2 separate regions of the Homo sapiens genome follow, and region 1 is linked to region 2. A link is a loop called in an ENCODE intact Hi-C map of the cell type or tissue named here. Cell type or tissue: mammary epithelial cell. All regions are shown on one strand. Each heading gives the region's core, and the rest is flanking DNA. Links, peaks and the distances in the headings are about the cores only. Region 1 has its middle 14 kb from the start of LGALS2. Region 2 has its middle 28 kb from the start of MFNG.

The links. Hi-C counts contacts between places; a loop is a spot of excess contacts. Peaks named below come from ENCODE experiments on the same cell type or tissue, not always from the same donor. Only the 100,000 strongest peaks of a DNase experiment are listed, where the experiment ranks them.
Region 1: it touches region 2 in a loop (4-fold over the local background); 2 of 110 quality-filtered maps call a loop at or near these places.

Annotation. Positions count from the first base shown.
Region 1 is chr22:37,587,841-37,600,426 of GRCh38, reverse strand. No RefSeq gene overlaps it. Among named protein-coding and RNA genes, the nearest start is that of LGALS2, 14 kb to the right of the region's middle. RefSeq lists an enhancer at 9,630-9,709. In mammary epithelial cell, for the core only: a CTCF peak has its summit at 7,705 (motif pointing right); a DNase peak (open chromatin) is centred at 7,756; H3K4me3 peaks cover 270 bases.
Region 2 is chr22:37,451,863-37,464,448 of GRCh38, reverse strand. No RefSeq gene overlaps it. Among named protein-coding and RNA genes, the nearest start is that of MFNG, 28 kb to the left of the region's middle. In mammary epithelial cell, for the core only: a CTCF peak has its summit at 6,934 (motif pointing right); DNase peaks (open chromatin) are centred at 6,928 and 8,948; H3K27ac peaks cover 1,458 bases.

The DNA of each region.
Region 1 (12,586 bases), core at 2,849-10,848, 140 kb before region 2:
ATCACCTGAGGTCAGGAGTTCAAGACCAGCCTGGCCAACATGGTGAAACCCTGTCTCTACAAAAATACAAAAATTAGCCGGGCATGATGGCACGTGCCTGTAATCCCAGCTACTCGGCAGGCTGAGGCAGGAGAATCGCTTGAACCCGGGAGGCGGAGGTTGCAGTGAGCTGAGATTGAGCCACTGCACCCCAGGCTGGGAGACAGAGGAGGCTCTGTCTCAAAACAAAAACAAACAAAAAAAGGAAGTTACACGTACATTACCTAGCACGCGGTAGGCATTCTATAAATTCTTTTTTTTTTTTTTTCTGAGATGGAGTCTCACTCTGTCGCCCAGGCTGGAGTGCAGTGGCGTGATCTTGGCTCACTGCAAGCTCCACCTCCCGGGTTCATGCCATTCTCCTGCCTCAGCCTCCCGAGTAGCTGGGACTACAGGCGCCCGCCACCACGCCCGGCTAATTTTTTGTATTTTTAGTAGAGACAGGGTTTCACCGTGTTAGCTAGGATGGTCTCGATCTCCTGACCTAGTGATCCACCCACCTGGGCCTCCCAAAGTGCTGGGATTACAGGCGTGAGCCACCGCGCCTGGCTGGCACTCTATAAGTTCTAAATAAAGAAGCCTCCACCAGCCTGGGCAACATGGCAAGACCCTGTCTCCATAAAAAAATTTTAAAAATTAGCCCGTCATGGTGGTGCATGCCTGTGGTCCCAGCTATTTGAGAGGCTGAGGTAGGAGGATGGCTGGACCCAGGAGGTTGAGGCTACAGTGAGCTGTGATCGTGCCACTGCACTCCAGCCTGGGCAACAGAGCTAGGTACTGTGTCAAAAAAAAAAAAAAAAAAAAGGCTCCAAATGGTGGCTGCTATTGGTATACTGGGAGAGGCCGTCAGTTCCATTCTCTAGGTTTAGGGCTTTGGTCCTACCCTTTTCCTTCTCTTCTCCTAGAGCATATAGCTTCAAAGCACCTGTCTTCACTTCTCCCTGCCTTGGCTTGCCTACAGCCCTGCACACTGGCACTTTGTCTCCCTGCCTCCCTGCAGGACAAGGACTTCAAGGACAGCAGGAAAGACTTGGATCAGCTCCAAGGAAGAACTTCCTTGTCTTTCTGTTAGAGTTGCAGCTGCTGGGGGGAGGGGATCAGAATGCAGTTCTCACAGAGTTAGAGAATTCTAGAGCGGGAAGAAATCTTTGAGATTGGGCCAGGCGCAGTGGCTCACACCTGTCATCTCAGCACTTTGGGAGGACCAGGCAGGCGGATCACTTAAGGCCAGGAATCTGAGACCAGCCTGGCCAACATGGTGAAACCCCGTCTGTACTAAAAATACAAAAAAAGAAAAAAAAATTAGCCAGGCGTGTTGGTTGCGTGCCTGTAATCCTAGCTACTAGGGAGGCAAAGGTGGGAGAATCGCTTGAACCCAGGAGATGGAGGTTGCAGTGAGCCGAGATCGCGCCACTTCACTCCAGCATGAGTGGCAGAGTGAAACTTCATCTCAAAAAAAAAAAAAAAAGAAAAAAGAAAAAGAAATCTTTGAGATCATCTATCTAGTCCAGAGCTTTTTGATATTTTGTGGCAGATTTCCAATTTAAGAAATATGTTTTACATCAGGATGGGATGAATTCAGATTTCGTGGAGCCTGAAATTTGTAAAAAATTGGGGAAACTCTAAGAAAAAAGGATATAAAATGACTGATGCAAAATTATGTATTTATTTATTTATTTTTTTGAGACAGAGTTTCGCTCTTGTTGCCCAGGCTGGAGTGCAATGGCATGATCTCGGCTCACCAAAACCTCCGCCTCCCAGGTTCAAGCGATTCTCCTGCCTCAGCCTCCTGAGTAGGTGGGATGACAGGCATGCGCCACCAGGCCCGGCTAATTTTGTATTTTTAGTAGAGACGGGGTTTCTCCATATTGGTCAGGCTGGTCTCGAATTCCTGATCTCAGGTGATTCACCTACCTCGGCCTCCCAAAGTGCTGGGATTACAGGCGTGAGCCACCACGCCCTGCTTATGTATTTATTTAGAGTGAGAAATAGATAAAAAACTTTAAAATGTTGGCAAATACCATAATTATTAAATCAGAACAATAAGATATTTTTACTTAAGCACCTGACATGCCACTGTAATACATTTTTTTCCTACAATTTTGGGCCACGTGCTTGTTATGTAGCAATGATTTTATTTTATTTTATTTTCTATTTTAATTTTTATTTATTTATTTATTTTTTGAGATGGAGGCTTGCTCTGTCCCCCAGGCTGGAGTGCAGTGGCGCAATCTCAGCTCAGTGCAACCTCTGCCTCCTAGGTTCAAGCGATTCTCCTGCTTCAGCCTCCTGAGTAGCTGGGACTATAGGCACGTGCCACCACTCCTGGCTAATATTTTGTATTTTTAGTAGAGACAGGGTTTCATTGTGTTAGCCAGGATGGTCTCGATCTCCTGACCTCATGATCCACCCGCCTCGGCCTTCCAAAGTGCTGGGATTACAGGCGTGAGCCACTGCGCCCGGCCTTATTTTTATTTTTTTTGAGATGGAGTCTCACTCTGTCACCCAGGCTGGAGTGCAGTGGCGCGACCTTGGCTCACTACAACCTCCAGTTTCTGGGCTCAAGCGATTCTCCTGCCTCAGCTTCCCGAGTAGCTGGAACTGCAGGCATGCACCACCACGCCTGGATAATTTTTGTATTTTTAGTAGAGGCGGGGTTTCACCATGTTGGCTGGGTTGGTCTCAGACTCCTGGCCTCAAGTTACCGCCCACCTTGGCCTCCCAAAGTGCTGGGATTACAGGGGTGAGCCACCACGCCTGGCCTCTATTTTTATTTTTTTAGAGATGAGGTCTTACTCTGTCATCCAGGCTGGAGTGCAGCGGCATGATCATGAAGTTCACTGCAGCCTCGAACTTCTGGGAACAAGGGATCCTCCTGCCTCAGCCTCCCCACTAGCTGGGACTATAGGCATGCACCACCATGGCCAGCTTATATTTTCTTTTTTTTGAGATAGAGTCTCACTCTGTCGCCCAGGCTGGAGTGCAGTGGCATGACCTTGGCTCACTACAACCTCTGTCTCCTGGGTTCAAGCGATTCTGCCTCAGCCTCCCGAGTAGCTGGGATTACAGGTGCCTGCCACTACGCCTGGATAATTTTTGTATTTTTAGTAGAGACGGGATTTCACCACGTTGGCTGGTCTCAAACCCCCGACCTCAGGTGATCCGCCTGCCTCAGCCTCCCAAATTGCTAGGATTACAGGCGTGAACCACCGCGCCCAGCCTCCAGATTATATTTTCTATAAAGGGAAAGACAAGTCAGCTTTCTGGCATGGTTGATCAAAAAATGTTTTTTACTTTTTTATTTTAGGAAAGTTTTTCTCAGTGTCATATTGTGTTGTTGGTAATGTGTTACATGCTGAGACACAGCTCGTGTGTCATGCCGTGTAAATCACGAGGTGTAGAAACATTTGCTGTTTGCAGTACTGCTTCAGGTTTGTGCTCTGCAAAAGCATTCTGATCAATTCGACTGCATATGCTTTCTAACAAAAAACCAAATCTTGCGTGGTACACTTGTAATTACATATGCAACGTTATTAACTATGTTCGCAATAGGCAGGAGTTCTATTCTAACCAAGTATCAATGGGAACTGAATCATCCATTTATAATTTAATGCATCTGATAATTGGAAGAATTTTCTACAGACTAGCTTCTGCTTCCCTACAATGCAGACCTTGTTTCTCCTCCCAGGACCACATTCTTCCCATGTCGGGCATCTAGGATGTATACCGTGGTCATAGAGTGACCCCTGTCCCTGCACCTTTAGGTCAGGATGCCAGATGTGTCAGGGGGGTTCCAGGAGTATTTCTGGAAGCCATTCCTACACTAGGGCCACTGGCAATCACGTAACTAGTCACAGAAGTGACTGTGAACCTTATAACTATAACCCACTGATTTCAATTTTTTTTTTTTTGAGGCGGAGTCTCATTCTGTTGCCCAGGCTGGAGTGCAGTGGCGTGATCTCGGCTCACTGCAACCTCTACCTCCTGGGTTCCAGTGATTCTCCTGCCTCAGCCTCTTGAGTAGCTGGGATTACAGGTGCCCATCATCATGCCCGGCTAATTTTTACTTATTTATTTATTTATTTATTTTTAGACGGACTCTCGCTCTGTCGCCTAGGCTGGAGTGCAGTGGCACGATCTCGGCTCACTGCAAGCTCCGCCTCTCGGGTTCAAGTGAGTCCCCTGCCTCAGGCTCCCAGGTAGCTGGGACTACAGGCGTGCGCCACCACGCCCAGCTAATTTTTTGTATTTTAGTAGAGATGGGGTTTCATCATGTTGGCCAGGATGGTCTCGATATGACCGCGTGATCTGCCCACCTCGGTCTCCCAAAGTGCCGGGATTACAGGTGTGAGCCACCGCGCCTGGCCTGTTTTTTGTGTTTTTTTTTTTGGTATTTTTAGTAGAGACAGGGTTTTACTATATGTTAGGCAGGCTGGTCTCGAAATCCTGATCTCAAGTGATCCACCCACCTCAGCCTCCCAAAGTGCTGAGATTACAGGTGTGAGCCACCATGCCTGGCAAACTTTAAATTAAGTGTATGTCCAACTTACCCATTAGTGGGGTCTCAAAAACGCTTATGGCCACCTCAGTATCCCCTTCCCCAGGGGAAGTGTGACAGAGAGCAAGTCAGTGGAAAGAGATAGCAGCAGCCCTGATTGTGACTTAAAACTCTTACTTTTGGGCCAGTCATGGTGGCTCACGCCTGTAATCCCAGCACTTTGGGAGGCCGAGGTGAGCGGATCACTGAGGTCACGACTTCGAGACCAGCCTGACCAACATGGAGAAACCCCATCTCTACTAAAAATGCAAAAAATTAGCCAGGCATGGTGGCGCGTGCCTGTAATCCCAGCTACTTGGGAGGCTGAGGCAGGAGAATCGCTTGAACCTGGGAGGTGGAGGTTGCAGTGAGAGAGATCATGACCTTGCAGTCCAGCCGGGCAACAAGAGTGAAGCTCCATCTCAAACACAAACAAACAAACAAAAAAACCTCTTACTTTTGCAAACTGTTCAACACATGAACACTTGCTAAGGTCTCTCCCAAGACAAGGGAGGAGCCCTGGAATTTAAGGTCTATTAGCGTCATGGAAAATCCATCTCTGACTAGGCCGGACGCCGTGGCTCACACCTGTAATCCCAGCACTTCGGGAGGCCGAGGTGGCCGGATCACCTGAGGTCAGGAGTTCGAGACCAGCCTGACCAACATGGGGAAACCGCATCTCTACTAAAAATACAAAATTAGCTGGGCGTGGTGGCGTGTGCTTGCAGTTCCAGCTACTCGGGAGGCTGAGGCAGGAGAATCCACTGAACCCGGGAGGCAGAGGTAGCAGTGAGCCGAGATTGTGACCCTGCACTCCAGCCCGGGCAACAAGAGTGAAATTCCGTCTCAAGAAGTAAAAAACAAAAACAAAAAACTCCATCTCTGACTCACACACACACACACGCACACGCGTGCACACACACGCACACATAATCAAGTTTCACACGGCAATACTTACCCTACGTGCCAGGCATACTGATATCTTCTGTTCTGTTCTCTTTGGCAGCCTACAGTTAGAAGGTGCTGGTCCAAGTCTCATTTGAGTCCAGAGTGGATTAGTGGCTTGCTGAAAGTCACAGAACCAGTAGCCCCAGAGCTTTGTCACCTGCCTCCCAGCCTGTGGGCCTTTTCTCTGCCCTCACGAAACGCCTTTTCCCTTTGGGCTGCCTTTTGCTGTGGGTCTCTTTTTCTGCTGGGAAAGGGCTGGATTGGGTCAGGGGCCATTTCTACTTGCTTCTCTGTATATCCATGGGCCCTACTCACAGAGGTTCAGGAGATGGTGGTTGAATGAATGGAATGAATGCAAACAAACACTTGGCCTTTATCCAGTTCATATCCATCACTTTTTCACTGACCTCCAGACCTGAACCCACAATTCACCTTCAGGTGACAACTCAGGAACCCCACAGCGCCACCGTGAACGGTTGGGCAGGTTGCGCACTGCACATAGCACCTGGCTAAGCATTCAACCAGACATCCAGCTCACCTCCATCTGCCAAACCCCTCATCCTGGGGTGGGTTATACCTTTTCCTAATTTGCACAAAAGCACTGATGGGTTAGCGTCAACCCTGCCCTCAGACCTGGGTTCTTACTTCCTGGGCAACTTGGGGCAAATTACCTAACCTCTCTAAGTTTGCTCCTCTGTAAAATGGAGACTGTAATACCTACTTCAAGGGTTGGCATGTGGTTAAAGTGATAGCATATGCACAAAGTCAGCGCTCAGTTGTCCCCTAGAAATCATGACACGCTTGCACAAAGGGCCACGTTCACAGAGGATCATGCAGGTTTGCTCGTAAAAGTCAAAGACTAGAAACAACCTAAATGTCCACCAGTAGGTGACTGGCTGAAAATGTCGAAGGTGGAATACATCCCAGCCTTTAGAAAGAGAAAAGTGTTGGCCAGGCACGGTGGCTCATGCCTGTAATCCCAGCACTTTGGGAGGCCGAGGCAGGCGGATCATGAGGTCAGGAGATTGAGACCATCCTGTCTAACATGGTGAAACCCCGTCTCTACTAAAAATACAAAAAATTAGCTGGGCGTGGTGGCGGGCGCCTGTAGTCCCAGCTACTCGGGAGGCTGAGGCAGGAGAATGGTGTGAACCCGGGAGGCAGGGCTTGCAGTGAGCCAAGATTGCGCCGCTGCACTCCAGCCTGGGCGACAGAGCGAGACTCTGCTCAAAAAAAAAAAAAGAGAAATGTGTTTCACTGAGATGGAACAATTTCCAAGATATGCTGTTAAGGGAATAAAACCAAAGTACAGAACAGCCAGTATAGGCCAGGCATGGTGGCTCATGCCTGTAACCCTAGCACTTTGGGAGGCCAAGGCAGGAGGATCGCTTAAGCCCAGGGGTTCAAGACTAGCCTGGGCAACATGGCGATACCATGTCTCTACAAAAAATATAAAAATTAGCCGGATGTGGTGGCATGTACCTGTAGTCCCAACTACCTGGGGGGCTGAGGCAGGAGGATCATTTGAGCCTAAGGGGTTGAGGCTGCAGGGAGCCATGTTTGAGTCACTGCCACTGCTCTCCAGCCTGGGTGACAGAGTGAGATCCTGTCTGAGAAAAAAAAAAAAAGGGCCAGGCGCGGTGGCTCACACCTGCAATCCCAGCACTTTGAGAGGCCGAGGTGGGCGGATCATGAGGTCAGGAGATTGAGACCGTCCTGGCTAACATGGCGAAACCCTGTCTCTACTAAAAATACAAAAAATTAGCCGGCGGTGGTGGCACGCGCCTGTAGTCCTAGCTACTTGGGAGGCTGAGGCAGGAGAATTGTTTGAACCCGGGAGGCAGAGGTTGCAGTGAGCCGAGATCACACCACTGCACTCCAGCCTGGGTGACAGAGACTCCATCTCCAAAAAAAAAAAAAAAAAAAAAAAGACGCAGTCAGTGTCTGGCATGTTTTCATCTGCGTAGCACATAGAATATCCCTGGAAACAAGCATGAGAGAGATATTGGCTGTGGGGATTGAGAAAAGAGGGAGACTTGCTTTTCCCTGTAAAGCCCTTTTGAGCTGTGTGAAGTGTTTTAATCACATGCTTGTCTTAATTGTCATATTTTTAAGTAGAGGTTTAGCAATTGAAAAGCTGTTTTTCTTCCTAATTTATATTGTTCTCTTAGTGGCCAGCAGGGGGAGGTAAATGCTTTCTCTCTTCAAACATCTAAACCACCCCGTTGACAACCACCCTTCTTGAGACAGGAGAATGGCTTGAACCGGGAGGCGGAAGTTGCAGTGAGCTGAGATTGCACCACTGCACTCCAGCTCGGGTGATAGAGCAAGACTCCGTCCGGGGCGGGGAGCGCCTGGCCAATTTTAACCATCTTTAAATGTAGGATTCTGTGGCATTTATTACATTTATAACATTGTGCAACCATCACCACTATCTAGTCCCAAAACTTTTTTTATCACCCCAAACAGAAGCTCTATACCCATTAAACAGTAACTCCACTATTCTCCCATCCCCTCAGCCCCTGATAGCTTCTAATCTACTTTCTGTCTCTATAAATTGTCTATTGCAAATATTTCATATGAGTAGAATCATACAATATTTGTCCTTTTGTGTTTGGCTTCTTTCATTGAACATAATGTTTTCAAGTTTCATCCATGCTGTAGCATGCAGCATGTATCAGCACTTCATCCTTTTTCATAGCTAAATAATATTCCATTGTCTGCTGGGCACGGTGGCTCATGCTGTAGCAGGACGAGCCACAGACAAAACTCCTCAGACACCGAGTTAAAGAAGGCAGTGGTTTATTCGGCCAGGAGCATCAGGCAAGACTCCTGTCTGAAGAGCCGAGCTCCCTGAGTGAGCGATTCGTTTCCCTTTTAAGGGCTCACAACTCTAAGTGGGTCCGCATGAGAGAGTCGTGATGGATTGAGCAAGCAGAGGGTATGTGACTGGGGGCTGCATGCATCGATAATCAGAACGAAACAGAACAGGACAGGGATTTTTACAATGCCTTTCCATACAATGTCTGGAATCTATAGATAACATAACCAGTTAGGTCAGGGGTCGATCTTTAACTACCAGGCTTAGGTCAGGCAGGCCCAGGCCTGGTTTCAGGTCTGGTTCCTTGCTTTCGGGTCTGGTTCCTAGGCGCCAGGCTACCTGCCTTTAGTTTTGCTTCTCTTTCCTTTTCTGAGTATAAGACAATATAACACAATATGAGAGGATCTGTCTCTCTTCTCTCAATGCCTGTAATCCCAGCACTTTGCGAGGCTGATGTGGGTGGATCACAACGTCAGGAGTTCAAGACCTGCCTGGCCAAGATGATGAAACCCCGTCTCTACTAAAAATACAAAAATTAGCTGGGCATGGTGGCGGGTGTCTGTAATCCCAGCCACTTGGGTGGCTGAGGAAGAGAATTGCTTGAATCCGGGAGGCGGAGGTGGCAGTGAGCCGAGATCATGCCACTACACTCCAGCCTGGAAGACAGAGCAAGACTCCCTCTCAAAAAAAAAAAAAAATTCCACTGTTTGTATATACCACATTTTGTTTATCTATTCATCTTTTTTTTTTTTTTTTTTTGAGACAAGGTCTTTCTCTGTTGCCCAGGCTAGGGTGCGGTGGTGCAATCACAGCTCGCAGCCTTGGCCTCTGAAGCTTAAATGATTCTCCCACCTCAGCCTCTCAAGTAGCTGGAACTACAGGTGTGTGCCACCATACCTGGCTAATTAAAAAAAAATTTTTTTTTTGTAGAGATGAGGTCTCACTATGTTGCCCAGGCTGGTCTCGAACTCCTGCCTCAATCAGTCCTCCTGCCTCAGCCTCCCAAAATGTTGGGATTACAGGCATGAGCCACCATGCCCAGCTCCTTTCTTTCTTTCTTTTCTTTTTTTTTTTGAGACAGAGTCTTGCTCTGTGGCCCAGGCTGGAGTGCAGTGGCGTGATCTCGGCTCACTGCAACCTCTGCCTCCCAGGTTCATGCCATTCTTCTGCCTCAGCCTCCCGAGTAGCTGGGACTACAGGCGCCCGCAACCACGCCCGGCTAATTTTTTGTATTTTTTAGTAGAGACAGGGTTTCACTGTGTTAGCCAGGATGGTCTTGATCTCCTGACCTCGTGATCCTCCTGCCTCAGCCTCCCAAAGTGCTAGGATTACAGGCATAAGCCACCGCGCCGGGCCGTTAGCTCCTTTCATCTGTTGGTAGATGCTTGGGTATTTCCACCTTTGGTCTGATGAATAATGTTGCTATGAACATTGGTTTACAAATATTAGTTTGAGTTCCTGCTTTCGATTCCTTTGGGTATGTGCATACTTGGGAGTAGAATTGCTAGATCATAGGGTAATTCCATGTTTAGCTTTTTGAGGAACTGCCAAACTATTTATCATAGCAGCTGCAACATTTTACATTCCCACTAGCAACATATTATACAAGAATTGAAACTGTTTTGTTTTTTTTTTTTTGAGAAGGAGTCTTGCTTTGTCTCCTAGGCTGGATGGAGTGCAGTGGTGCCATCTTGGCTCACTGCAACCTCTACCTCCTGGGTTCAAATGATTCTTGTGCCTCAGCCTCCTGAGTAGCTGGGATTACAGGCATGAGCCACCATGCCCGGTTAATTTTTGTATTTTTAGTAGAGATGGGGTTTCACCATGTTGGCAGAGCTGATCTTGAACTCCTAACCTCAGGTAATCCACCACCCTTGGCCTCCCAAAGTGCTGGGATTACAGGTGTGAGGCATCGCGCCTGGCCAAGAATCGAAACCTTAATTTATAAAACCAAACAAGTGCCAGTTGCCTGCTAGGAAATGGACAGACTGGTGCAGCAGTGGTGAGGTCTCTTTACCTCTTTGCAAAATTGGCTCCTGTGCTGGGCTGAGGATGTGGAGTGTGAAGGCCAGAGAGGGAAGGGCTGGAGGACTCTAGGATTCTGCAGGGAACAAAGGTGGGCCAGTGAAATCCCCAGCTTGGGAGGTGGCTGGTAGGGGCAGGAGGAGCTGGCCGAGGGGGAAACTGAAACCCAGAGATCCTTAGACATTGAGCTGGAGGTCATCATACCCAACCCCTTTTGCTCCTGCTGGGGGAACAAGGGTTGGGGCTGTCACGCGTACAGAGGAGAGAATGGAGCAGAGAATGCCTGCTCCAGGAAGGTCCCAGATAAGCACCTAATTAGCAAACTAAGATGCAGGCGAGAGACCTCGCAATGGCCCAATGTATGCAGAGTGCTGAGCAAATGCCAGCCAATTAGCTATTAAATACAGAATAATAATAGTTGAGTACCTACTATGTGCCATATTCTGTATGCCAAGCCCATTACATACATTCTCTAGGAAGCTGAGGCTACCTGGCCTGCCCAAGGTCACACAGCCAGTAAGAGGCAGCGAGGACTTGAGGCCAATGCCATTCCATGAAGGTGCCGGAGCAGGCAGCAGCTCTGGACACCCAGCCACAGTCTCATCTGCTCTCCTGCAGCCCATGGTCTCCCCAGGGGCTCTGGGAATTAGGGGAGAATTCATGACCGCTCTGGTTGGTGGGTCTCGGGGGTTGTGAACTTGACCTGCAAGGGTATTACGGCACCTAGGTCCTGCTCCCATCCTAAAAATAAAGGGTCAGCTTCTGAAATGGACATTTCCCTGAAGGCCTGTACCTGTTGATTTTGGCCTTCAGGAAAATGTCCATTTAAACCAAGCTGCTTCTGGAATCCTTTGGATTCTGATTCTGGGAGATGAGGCCCTGGGGGCTCATAGGTGTTTCCCCTTGAGGAAGGAGGCTTGTATATGTACGGGGTGCTGCGGGGAGGCAGCCCAGATGGTCCTGAGACTGCAATCATCAGAAAAGCAGTGATGGCAGCAGAATCTGTGTGGCCCAGGGCAGAGCTGGGGCCAACTGTGAGAGGAAGGGGATTGCCCCCAGGGACAGACTTCAGTAAGAGTGGGGGTTTCCAGTGGCCATAGGTGCTCAGGGTGGATCAGAAGCCTTGGGAGTGGGTGTGCTCCTGCGACTAGGGCTGCACTTGGCGGGGGACCTCCTTTGGTTGTTTACCACATTAGAGATGGATAAATGCTCCTCTCCCTGCTTGGCAAACACAAAGATTGAGGCGGATATAGTCCTGTCCTTGGCAGATATAATCCTGCCAGAAGCTGGGGGTGGGGTGGGAATGCTGGGGTGAGCAGCGTTGCTTCATTGCTTCTGTTGTTTTAGCCTCTCCTCACCATCCCCAGGTACCCGCCCGCATGGACAGCTGTGACTGGGTGATTAAGATGCAGAAGGCTCAGGTCAGGCGCTGTGGCTCACGCCTGTAATCCCAGCACCTTGGGAAGCCAAGGCAGGCAGATCACCTGCGGTCAGGAGTTCAGGAAAAGCCTGGCCAACATGGTGAAACCTCGTCTCTACTACAAATACAAAAATTAGTCGGGCGTGATGGCGGGTGCCTATAATCCCAGCTACTTGGGAGGCTGAAGCAGGAGAATCACTTGAACCTGGAAGGTGGAGGTCACAGTGAGCCGAGATTGCACCACTGCAGTCCAGCCTGGGCAACAGAGCGAGACTCTGTCTCAAAAAAAAAAAAAGGCTCCACTATCCATGGAAAGACTGTGTGGCCTGGGCCAGGGAGAAGGAACTGCACTCAGGACTCAGGTCACCTGTCTCTGAGGAAGAGCACTCAAGGACCACCCAAGTCACAGAAGCAGCTTGGTTTATATCTTCAATTTCTAAAGACACAGAGATGGAAAATCTTCTTGCCACTTATAAGAAGGTGGACACAGAACCTGATGATCTTTTCTGTAAATCCACCCAGCACCACACGTGCATAAGTTGGCGTGGCCCTGAGACGGAGGCTTCCTGGTTCAAAAGGCTGGGATGATAAGCCAGGGAGGGGGCAGGAGGGATGGAGGGAGGGGCCGTGCTGCACCAGATTGGGGCCCTGAAGATACCCACCCTTTGGGGCTCTATGATGAGCAATTCCTCCTGCTGATCCACCATCCATGCACCCACCCCTCCCTCCACCTCCTCACCCATCCACCCACTTAACCATGCATCTTTTTTCTTTTTTCTTTTTCTTTTCTTTTTTT
Region 2 (12,586 bases), core at 2,428-10,427:
TTTTACCAGGCACAGCTGTCCTGGCCCCACTTCCTGTTAGCCCCAAACACCCGGAGAAAGGAAAGCCAGGCCTTGACTCAACTCTGGCTCCTGCCTGATTTGCATTTGGCCTGTTGCCTGGTTTCCCAGAGGCCCACCCTGATTTCTTTGGGTTCTGAGCACTTGTCTCAGCTGCTGTGTAACCCAGGAGCACTTCCCCTGGGCACATTCCTCTCCCTACTCATCCTCCAATAATTGCTCGCCTCCTCTAGCAGGGGTCAGGGAGGTGGAAGTGGGGATGGGATGGGTCCCTGTGTCAGATGCTACATGGGACAATCAGGTGCAAGCCCTGCCCTCAATAGGGAGTCCCAATCCCAGTTGGGACATGATTGAAAACATAGCGGCCGCGCAGTGGCTCACACCTGTAATCCCAGCACTTTGGGAGGCCGAAGCGGGCAGATCACAAGGTCAGGAGTTCGAGACCAGCCTGGCCAATATGGTGACACCCCATCTCTTCTAAAAATACAAAAATTAGCTGGGCGTGGTGGCACATGCCTGTAATCCAAGCTACTCAGGGAGCTGAGGCAGAAGAATCGCTTGAACCCGGGAGGTGGAGATTGCAGTGAGCAGAGATCACGCCACTGCACTCCAGCCCAGGAAACAGAGTGAGACTCCATCTCAAAAAAAAAAAAAAAAAAGAAAAAAGAAAACATAGCACATCATGTAAACAACGATAATCAGCAACCATATGGTGCAGGGAGGGAGGACTACATTCTGGGGGGTTCAGGGCGGGAGGAATCAGGCACATTGATGTGTGAAGTGGCGTTGTGTCTGGGTCCTAGGCCACGAGATCTGAAGGAGCAGAATGTGTCATACTGTGCCTTGCAGATAGGGCCGTGGAGACTCCAAGGAAAGATACAGATGCTGGTTATGGTTATGATAACTACCGTTCTCACATGCCTATGTATCTCATCTTGCAGGATAAAGGCCAGGTATGTGCCTGGTGCTGTGTCTACACAAAGCAGAAGGGGCTGCCTCTCTCCCTCCCTCCCCACGTCTACCCTGCCTGATGCAGCTCTGTGCCTTACAGTATCTGGCACAGTGCTGGGTACATAGCAGGCACTCCATGAAGACCAGCTGATTATTGAGGTCAGTGTTCAAACTCAGTCCAGTACCAAAATGGCTGGATAGAATCACAAGCAGTTAGGATAGTTGGTTAAAACAGATCCCAGGGCTCCATATTAGACCCTCAGAACCCAAATCTTTAAAGAAAGGGCCAGGGAATCTGTATTTTTACCTGCCCCCCACCCAGGAGGTCGTAAGTTGCTGGGTTACAGAAGGAGGTGAGGGAGTTAGAGGATAGTTCAGCACCGCGGACAGAGCCACACTGCCGCTTCCATCGACTCTCTTTCCTGGGACTGACTAGCTGGGGGCAAGGAAGGTCAGTCTCTGTATGTGAAAGGGATCCACAGTCTAATCCTGATGGGGGCCAGGTGACACCTGTGGTCTTGACCCCCACATGACGCAGCCCCGGTCCCTGCTTCGGGAGCAAGTTTCAGGGAGGACAATGGTCTCGCTGCAGAGACAGCTTCGACTGCACAGGGAGGGGCCGTATAATAAATATCCCCTCGATCTCTTTTATAAGTTGTAAGTGACCCCCATACTGTGCAAGCAGCAAAGCATGAAGCCTGAGCCTGTGTGAACAGATTAATCCCCCAAACATGGTTTGAGCACCTACTGTGTTCAAGGGCTGTGCTGGTAGCCACAGGGCATGTAGGGATGAGAGAGAGATACAGCCGCCGCCTCAAGCCACCTGCAGCTTGTCAAACATGGTTCATTGGTTGTTAGAAAGGAGAGCAGCCTTGAAGATAACCAGACCCTGAGTCCAGTCAGTGTGCGTGTTAGAGAGGCAGCCAGGGGAGTGGAGAGAACAGACATTTGGTGGCAGAGGCTTCCTGCATTTGAGAACTGGCACTGACAAGCTGCGTGGCCTTGTGCATGTGGCTTCACTCTCAGAGCCTCGGTTTCCTGATCTGAGAACTGGGAGTGACTGCATCCCTCCCTCTATCCCTGCCCCGCCCCCCAGCATGTACTAGGAAAGTGCCCACCTGGCCTGGTTCCCAGGACCCAGCCTGAGCACCATTCATTTACTCATAGACTCTGCATTTGCTGAAGACCCATTATATGCCAGTTACAGTGCCAGACACGGACAATAAGGTGGATGAGAGCTAGCACCCTGGGATCTGATACTGGGAGAGTAGGCAGACATGGCTCCTCCTCTTTTTCTCCTGAGCCCCCAGCTGGGCGACGTTTCTAGCTTCCCTTGCAGTAAGGGTGGCCATGTGACTGAGTTCTGCCTGATGGATGTGCCCCACTTGCAGGGCTGGCCCATAAAGCCCTCCCCCATGAGGTGATCTCTTTTCGTCTCCTTCCCTGGCTGGTGAGAGAAGCCTCTGGGTGCAAGAAGGGCAGAGCCTGGAGGCGGGAGGGGCCCAGGACCCGAAACAGCAGGAGGAAGTCTGTTCACCAAATAGTGGCACTGAACTGTTGCAAGCAGCAGAAACATACTAGTGTTGAGTTGAGGCCCTAAATTTTGGGGTGTTTGTTGCAGCACTTAGCCTGTCCTGACAAACACAGAGAGACAGACATCAAGCAGGTGCAAACAAGCAGGAATTTCAGAGACGATGGGGTGATGAAGGAAATAAACAGGAAGGGGACAGTGGAGAATCCTTGGGGAGGATACATTATGGATTTCTTTGCTTTTCTTTTTTATGAGACAGAGTCTTGCTCTGTCACCCAGGCTGGAGTGCAGTGGCACGATCTTGGCTCACTGCAACCTCTGTCACCCGGGTTCAAGCGATTCTCCTGTCTCAGCCTCCTGAGTAGCTGGGATTACAGGCGCCCACCACCATGCCTGGCTAATTTTTGTATTTTTAGTAGAGAAAGGGTTTCACCATCTTGGCCAGGCTGGTCTTGAACTCCTGACCTCAGGTGATCCACCCGCCTTGGCTTCCCAAAGTACTGGGATTACAGGTGTGAGCCACTGCACCCGGCCCTAGACTTCCACGCTTTAAAAAATGACATTATTAATTTTTAAAAATTGCATTAAAATATATATAACAAAATTTACCATTTTAACCATTTTAACCATTTTTTTTTTTTTTAAAGAGACGAGGTCTCACTCTGTTGCCCAAGCTGGAGTGCAGTGGCATAATCAGAGCTCACTGCTGCCTTGAATTCCTGGGTTCAAGTCATTCTCTCACCTCAGCCTCCTGAGTAGCTGGAACTATAGGGGCATGCCACCACACCCTGGCTAATTTAAATCTACATTTTTTTTTTTTTTTTTTTGTAGAGACAGGGTCTTGCCATTTTGCCCAGGCTCGTCTTGAACTCCTGGGCTCAAGCGATCCTCCTGCCAAAGCAATCCTCCTGTGCTTGGCCTTTAACCACTTTTAAGTGTACAATTCAGTGGCATTGATTTTATTCACAATGTTGTGTGACCATCACCACAACTTTTTTGTAATGTTTAATCATAATGTTTTCAAGGGTCATCCATGTTTGTAGCATATATCAGCACCTCATTCCTTTTTATGGCAGCATACTATTCCATAGAATGGATATGTCTCAGTTTGCTCCTGCATTCATGTCAATGGATATTTGGCTTGCTTCCATCTTTTGGCTATTGCGAATAATGCTGGTATGAACGTGGGTATACAGATATCTGTCTAAGTCCCCACTTTCAAGTTTTTCAGGGCATATAGCCAGAATTGCTAGATCATATGGGAATTCTATGTTTAATTTTTTTGAGGACCTGCTGTACTGTTTTCCATAGGAGAGCATCATGTTATATTCTTACCAGCAATGCACAAGTGTTCTAATTTCTCCACATCATGGCCAACAATTATTTTCTTTTCTTTTTTTTTTTTTTCCTGAGACTGAGTCTCACTCTTTCACCCAGGCTAGAGTGCAGTGCCATGATCTCAGCTCACTGCAACCTCTACCTCCTGTGTTCAAGTGATTCTCCTGCCTCAGCCTCCCGAGTAGCTGGGACTACAGGTGAGTGCCACCGCACCTGGCTAATTTTTGCAATTTTAGTAGAGACAGGGTCTCACTATGTTGGCCAGGCTGGTCTCGAACTCCTGGCCTCAGGTGATCCGCCTGCCTCAGCCTCCCAAAGTGCTGGGATTACAGGCGTGAGCCACCACACTTGCCTGTTTTTCTTTTTTAAAATAGCCATCGTCTTGGGTATGAAGTGGCACCTCATTGTGGTTTTGATTGGCATTCCCCTAATGATTAGGGATGTTGAACATCTTTGCAGGTGTTATTGGCCACCCATTGTATAATTTCTTTGGAGAAATGTCTATTCAACTCTTTTGCCCAGTTTTTATTCAGGTGGTTTTGTTGTTGTTGTTGAGTCCTCATTCTTTTTTTTGACAGCCTCATGGTATTCCACGTAATAGATGTACAGTTTTCTATTGACCAGTCAGTCCTCTATGGATGGGCATTTGGATGGTTTTCCCAATCATGTGCTTTTCAAACAATGCTACAGTGAATTTTCTCATACACGTGTTATTAAGTGCAGATGTGAGTATATTGGAGGATTGGTGGATTAAAGAGAAGGTGCATCTGTGGCCGGGCGCAGTGGCTCACGCCTGTAATCTCAGCACTTTGGGAAGCCGAGGCGGGTGGATCACGAGGTCAGGAGTTCAAGACCAGCCTGACCAACATGGTGAAACCGTGTCCCTATTAAAAATACAAAAAAAATTAGCCAGGCGTGGTGGTGTGCACCTGTAATCCCAGCTATTCAGGAGACTGAGGCAGGAGAATCACTTCAACCCGGGAGGCGGAGGTTGCAGTAAGCCAAGATCGCACCATTGCACTCCAGCCTAGGTGACAGAGTGAGACTCCATCTCCAAAAAAAAAAAAAAAAAAAAAAAGAAGGTGTATTTATCATTTCGGTAGACGCTGTCCAATTGTCCTTGAGAGTGAATGTGTTCCTTTTTATTCCCACCAGTCATGTAAGAGAGCATGGCGCGGCTATAAAACAAACACGTATGTTTTCGGCATCGTGCCAAAGATTTCGTCTTCCCTGGGGAAGCTAATCTGACATTTCCTCATACTGATGAAAACATTGGCCTAACATTGCACTCTGTCAAGGGATTTGCAACTTAATTGCATTTTGTTCATAAAACAATTAATATTGCATAACTTGCCATCAACAGAACTAATTTTGACCCTGCACTATGACAAATCTATTCATGCTTTATGTTTTAAAAATCCGCTCAAAGCTAAAAAAAAAAAGCTACTATTCGAATACCATTAAGCTGATATCAAAACTCAGACTCGATTGCAACGTGTCTCCCAACCTTTCCAAATAGCACAACATTTATTTTTCTCAATTCCTTTCCAGAGGTATATCCATGAAAATTCATGAGTGGGAATTCTTTTATCAAGAGTATCTAACAAGATAAGGGAACAACTCACATATCAAATATTAACTCAGCCTGAACATATGATACTATACGTGGATTTAGAGAAGCAGACAGCAGCTCTTTACCAAGCCCACACCAAACCACATGCTCCTCCAACTGTAATCAAGAAAGTAACTGAAATTGTTTGGGCAAATCAGGGCCTAATTAAAAGAGATAAACAGATGATAACCCCATTAACTCCATTATACGAATATATGTTTATAATGAACCAGTCACAGTTTTCAAGAAGAAGGCGGATGTTCTCAAGGGGTAAAAAGTCTCATAAATGAGGTACTAACTTGTAAATAAACTCAGGACAGCAAATTCTATATGTTCTGTAAGCAGCTAATGTGATATTTATATTAACTATAATAAAGATACATGCCAAGTAAAACATGAGGTGCAGGTGAATAAATGAGACATTCTTAATCAGTATAGATTAAAGCCATAGTAAATACACATTAGCTTTGTACTTAGTGTCAATCTAGAAGCTGGTCTACATAAATATCAGCTAACTTCTCTTTCCTTGCATGAAACCTTCAAGTTCACCTAGTTCAACCTCTCTCCCAGCGGAGGAATCCCAGGTCGCCTAACCACAGTTCGCCTTTCTCCAATGACGGTAGTTTCACTATTTCAAAAGGCAGTGAATCCATGCTGCTTCTGATTCGCTGCCCAAATTGGGAGCCGGTGATTTTCTCCTCCTCTGAGGGTTGTCCAGGGTGCACCATCTTCCTCCCCAGCCCCCTGAGATTCAGAGACACAGAGTCACCCAGAGATAATCTTTAAAGCTCCCCAGGTGATGGCAAGGTACAGCTAAGTGTGGGACCTACTGCCCTATAATGATCATCCATGATCTGCCTTGTCAGCTGTACATGCATTTGTTTATTCTTCATTCATTACTAGCATTTATTGAATACCCACGCTAGGAGCTGAGAGTACATACATGTTATTTACCTAATGTCTTTCTTTACATGGACCCTTTTGTATCTAAAGACATTCGTTTTAAATATTAATGAATCTGATGGATCAGATACAATCAAACTAGATACATAACTCTTAAAGAAGTTCATCGCTATTATCTAAAAATTACCCTGATAGTTTACTAGTGTTATTCACATGACCTTTTAGGAAATAATGAGTTCATTCATTCCTTCATTCACTCATTCCTTTCTTCCTCCCTCCCACATATGCTAAGTCTCTCTGACAGTCCATACGCAATGACAGGCACCCTCCCTTGCCCCCTGCTGGAAAATGCTCAGTGTCTACCTGCCACCCACAGTCACACCCCCTGCTGCTGGAACAGGAATGGAGCTGTTCCCAGCTTCTTTGGGCCTTTATGAAGCACATTCTTAGGGCTCTGTGCTCCTCCCACAGGTGCCCACCCTTTCCTTCACCCAGCCAGGCAGTCCTGGAGGTGTGTGTGGGGAATGCTGCTACCTGGCTGGATCCGGGGTAGGAGTCCCAGTGGACAGTGCAGAACATCACCAGCAGGGGGCACTCATGCATCACCACTGGCTTCTCACCTGGCCCAGGGCAAGGCAGGCCTGGCTGGAAGGTTAAGATGACTGGGGTGCCACTGAGGGGACCAGGCTAGGCTTGGGAGGGGCCCTATGGGATAAAAGGGCACGAAAGTGGGCCCCTTGCACTCAGATTCTAAGAAAATCCTCCCCAGCCAGGGGGAAGAAAAGCACACAGCACGTCTCCTTACCAGATTTAACAAACATGACCATCTGGGGGACAGCAGCCATCAGTTAAATAATCCTGCCATTTGGTGAGGGGCAAGGTTGCCTCTCAGGCACATGCTGGTTCTTTGTAGGGAGAGGAGTGGGACAGAGAGCAGACCTTCAGGCCAATGGGGCTCTCCTGGGGACTGGCCCTCATATCCCCACCTCCAGCCCAGCCAGGAGAAGACCAGTCTGGGTGGCCCGGGCCTTCTGCAACTGTCCTTTACCAGTCCCTTGGGCCTCATGTTCCCCTCCTGCAATCATTCCCACCCTACCTGCTTTTCCTGGGAGCATGAAGGTGGAAGTGTGTTGCCAACAGAGGAAAGCCATCTAAACAAAAACAAGGGAATCTAAAATGGAGCTCGCCTGCCCCCATCCTGCCACCCCCTTCCTACTTCGGAATTTGTGTGCATTTGTAATCTGTGAGTCTGTCTCATTGTGCATTGCTGGAGCTGACGATTAGGTGCAGTGGTGGCTCTCGCCTTGCCCTCTGATGACTTTTCCCTAATTGGTTTAATCTGTATTTTCACGCACTCACTGGAAAATGAGAAGAGCCGCCAGCTTCTCCGAGGAGCTGGGATGAGGCGTGAACCCTACGAGAAGGGTCGCGGGGGTTTGCGGCTCCTGCCATGGGGGCTGGGGAGGTCACAGGAAAATGGCAGACTGTCCTTGTTCTTGGGTACTCACAGTCCCCGGGCGAGGAGGGGCACGAATGGAGGAGGTACAGAAGGCGAAAACGTACTGGGGGCCTGCGTACCTGGGAAAGGAGAGGTGGGGAGAGGAAACCCTGACTGGGGTTGGCTCCCCCCGGGCAGAATGTCTGTCCGTTCAGGGGCAGGAACGGGGGCACCCAGGCAGAGAGATCCCAGGGGCAGAGTGTGAGTATCTCAGTGCCAGCTACTTGTGTTTCTGTGGCTTTCTCTGGGATAGGACAATTCTGTGGACCTCTCTCTGGATTTGTCATGACTTTGGGAAGACAGCTCGGTGGGTGTCTGAGTCTAGTGTGTTGTCTGTGTGTATGAGTGCATGAGTGAGTGTGTATGTGTGTGAGTTGGGTGTGACCACTGGTGGCTGCTAACTCTCTATTGCATTCGGCTTCCAGCCCTGCAGGGTTTCCTTGTTGAACCTCTGGGGATCCTGCCTTGGGACAGAGGTGGCTAATGCAGCAGGGGGCGGGGGTGGGGCTAGCCTAGATAGAGGCTTAAGCCCCTACTGCTGGGGTAAAGCGATTACCAGCGTGTGTGTGTGTGTGTGTGTGTGCGCGCGCGCGCACGCGTATGTGTGTGTGCGCCTTTAGTGGCTGCAGAATCCTCAACCACCCTGAGAGGGTCCAAATACTTGCCCCTGGCCTTCCCTCCCTTTCCTTGCCATGATTCGCAGCCCCCCAGCTGACCTCGATATGTTCATTTACTCTAAGACGCTGTGCTCTGAAATTGCTTCTCCTCCTCGGAGTTCTCTGGCTCTGATAGTGAAATTTCCACTAGTGTCAGAGGGGAGACAGTTTGGGATGTGGGGAGCTTCTTGATGCTGCCTTAGAGACATGTACAAATTGGGACCCTTGACCTTGCGTTTGACAAGTGAATCACTTATAATCACCACTTATTTTTACTTGCATCAACCTCACCAAGACGAAGAGCTTTGGGTTGCTCCTTCTGGCGCCAGGAGCCCCTACGCAGGGTTAATGATGATAAGAGAAGTGAGTGTGACTCAGCAGATGGAATGTTCCAATGCTGGTGAGTAAATTCAGTTTCCTATAACAAACAGACAATAAGGAAATTAGGTTCTCACCGTGAACCTGAGAATGGTGCTGATCCTTAATAGCCCCTCCTGTGTAGCAGGCACCGCTGTAAGCTCTTCCCAGATCAGCCGCCCTCTGTTGCCCATTTCACAGATGAAGAAACTAAGGCACAAAGAAGTGAAGTAATTTGCCCTGAGATTAACCAGTTCACGGAGCAGGGATGTGAGCCCAGGCAGTCTAGGGTCCTTGCCAAGTACCCAGCCACTGTGCCCTGCATTGCAGGGCAGCCCCGCACGTGGTCACAGTGTGGAATTCATGGTGTTTCCTGCAGCAGAGCCGCAAACCTTAGTCTTACCGGAGAGCTTCTTGCCAGCGACTTGATTTCACATGGCAAAGAAAGAGTAGGACAGGTTTAAAAGAGGCTTTTACTATACCCAACTGGTATTCACTTCGTGTGTCTGTTCTCTGTGGTTTGTAAATATTCTCCGGCTTCCCCTTGATCTCTACAGCAGGGCACGCTGTCCATGACAGCACTTTGCTTTCTCAACAGCGCTCGTGTCACCAGCTCGAGCCGCAGCCATCTGCATGGAGCACTGTTGACATTGCAGCCGTGGGGCCCACTCCAGGTCTGGCAGAGGCTGACTCACAGCGTCAGGGGGCTGGGAATGGAATGCTGGTCTTTTGGGCATCACGGACATCACAGAGGGAGGAAGGGAGGCTGGGGGTGCATCTGTAAAACGGGGGTGCAAGGGGCAGGGGTTGTACAGTGGTATCTACCTCACGGGGTTTGGGTATCAGTCAGGGCTTATTTCCCTTTGCTGAGAACAGAGGCTGGAAATATTGATAATAGTGGTTTAAACCATATCCAGACTTCTCACTCTCTCACCTAACACGTCGGGGGTAGGCGTCCTGGGTTGGTGGGGGCCCCAATGGTGTCTTCAGGGACCCAGGCTCCTCTCTTTCAGTCCCACCCGCCTTAGCAGCCAGCTTCCATCCTCAAGGTCACCTCATGATCCAAGATGGCTGCTGGGCCTCCATCATCACGTCTAACTTTCAGCAGGGACTGGGCACACACTGGCCCCAATGTTCCCTTCTGTCCCACCTGACAGCTTACACTTGGCCCTCAGTGGCCACTCCTAGCTGCAAGGGAGGCTGAGAAACGGAACCTTTTGGCCAGGCACATTGCCATCCAAGTGTTTGTTGCTAAGGCAGGTGGGAGACAGGATATGGTAGGGGCCCCCCACAGTCTCTGCCACAGCACGCAGTAGACTCCTGTGCACCGCAAGGTACAACCTGTCTATTTTTCCAAGTGCTGTGACTGTTTCAGCTCAAACAGCCAGATAGGTGAGGGGGAAGGAGTCCCACAGGCGAGCACTGGAAACCCACCCCTTCAGCTGATTGCAAGTTCGGGGTTTTATTTCTCCTTTAGTATCCTGTGGCAGTTCCAGCCTTGGGGAGGGAGGTTCTGCTTTCCTGGGGAGGCAGGTTCTCCAAGACTGCTGGACAGTCATGGAGGGGTCTAAGGAGAGAAGGAGAAGGCTGCCAGGCATGGGGCTCTGTGCCTTGCAGGTATGTTCCGAGAGGAGCTGTGGCGATAGCAGTGGCAGTACAGTCATCTGGCACTGCAGGCATCGCTCTGAGTTGGCAGGTCTGGGTGGTCCACCTGGGAGGTCAGGATAGAGGGACCCTGGGGTCTTGCAGATGCGGTGACCCGCAGGTGGCAGGCCGCCTGGAATGGCTTCCTGAGATTCTGCGGCAGGGCCAGTGACCAAGCCCATGCTCCTGGCTCCTCACCCTTTCTGCTGGGCCCTGGGAGAGTGCCATGAGGGTTGTGACAATGAGAGGGAACATTTAATCATGAAGGGACATTCGCCTCCATTTTCCCATTGGTCCTCTCCACATTGGGTAGGGTGGGCAGAAATTTTCATCCCCGTTTTACAGATGGGGAGACTGTGGAGATGCAGAGGCTGAGGGAGGCTAAAGAATGAGGTGGAAGTCACACGCGGCAGAGCTGGGCTGGGTCCCTGCGTCCTTTATTCCTGAGGGGGTGGGGGATGGCCTGAGTGCATTTCCTAATGTTGTGCCTTTTCTTTTTTACTTTAACTTAAAAAAAAAAACAACAACTGAGGTATAGTGTACATACAGAAAAGCAAAGAAAATGCATGGGTTTTAAGTGTTTAGTTCGATGATATACATACATTTATCAAACATGCCCAGCATTCCAAAAAGGTCCCTTTTGGCTGGGCATGGTGGCTCATGCCTGTAATCTCAGCACTTTGGGAGGATGAGGCAGGTGGATCAACTGAGGTCAGGAGTTCAAGACCAGCCTGGCCAACACAGTGAAACCCCACCTCTACTAAAAATACAAAAAATTAGCTGGGCGTCTGTAATCCCAGCTACTTGGGAGGCTGAAGCAGGAGAATCACTTGAACCGGGGAGGCGGAGCTTGCAGTGAGCTGAGACTGCACCATTGCACTCCAGCCTGGGCGACAGAGCCAGACTCCATCTCAAAAAAAAAACCAAAAACCAAAAAACAAAAACAAAACCCCAAAAAGTTTCCTTTTGTGTCCCTTCCCAGTCACTGACCTCCCATTCCACAAAGGTAACCACTTTTCTAATCCCTATCACTAGAAATTGGTTTTTCCTGTTCTTACACCTCAAATAAATAGATTCATAAAGTGCGTTCTCTTGCTTCTTGGACTTAGCATAAGCCTTGTGAGATTCATCCGGGTTGTGGTTTGTATGTCAGGAATTGATCCTTTTTTTTTTTTTTTTGAAACGGAGTCTTGCTCTGTCACCCAGGCTGGAGTGCAGTGGCATGATCTCAGCTCGCTGCAAACTCCGCCTCCCGCGTTCATGCTATTCTCCTGCCTCAGCCTCCTGAGTAGCTGGGACTACAGGTGCCTGCCACCACACCTGGCTAATTTTTTGTATTTTTAGTAGAGATGGGGTTTCACCGTGTTAGCCAGGCTGGTCTCAATCTCCTGACATTGTGATCCACCTGCCTTGGCCTCCCAAAGTGCTGGGATTACAGGCGTGAGCCACAGCGCCGGGCCTGGAATTGATCCTTTTTTTTTTTTTTTTTTTTTTTTTTTTATCACTGACTGGAACTCCACTGTGGGGATAGACCAGAATTTGTTTATTCATTCACCTGTTGATGGACATTTGGGTTGTTTTCTGTTTGGGACTAAAATTAGTCAGTGAGAATTTGCATTCATTGTGTACACATATGCTTTCATTTCTTCTTTTTCTTCTTCTTTTTTTGAGGCAGGGTCTCACTCTGTTGCCTAGGCTGGAGTGCAGTGACAAGTGGCACAATCTTGGCTCACTGCAGCCTCGACCTCCTGGGCTCAAACGATCCTCCCACCTCAGCCTCCTGAGTAGCTGGAACTACAGGCGCATACCACCACACCCAGCTAATTTCTTTTTACGTTTCTTTTGTGGAGATGGGATCTTACTCTGTTGACTAGGCTGATTTCAAACACCTGGCCTCAAGTGATCCTTGTGCCTTGGCCTCCCAAAGTGCTGGGATTACAGGTGTGAGCCGCAGTGTCTGGCCTGCTTTCATTTATCTTGTGTAAATACCTAGGAGTGGAATGGTTAGGTTATAGAATAGGTGTTTATTTAGTTTTTTTCAGCGTCTTAGTCCCTTCCTCTTGCTACAACAAAATATC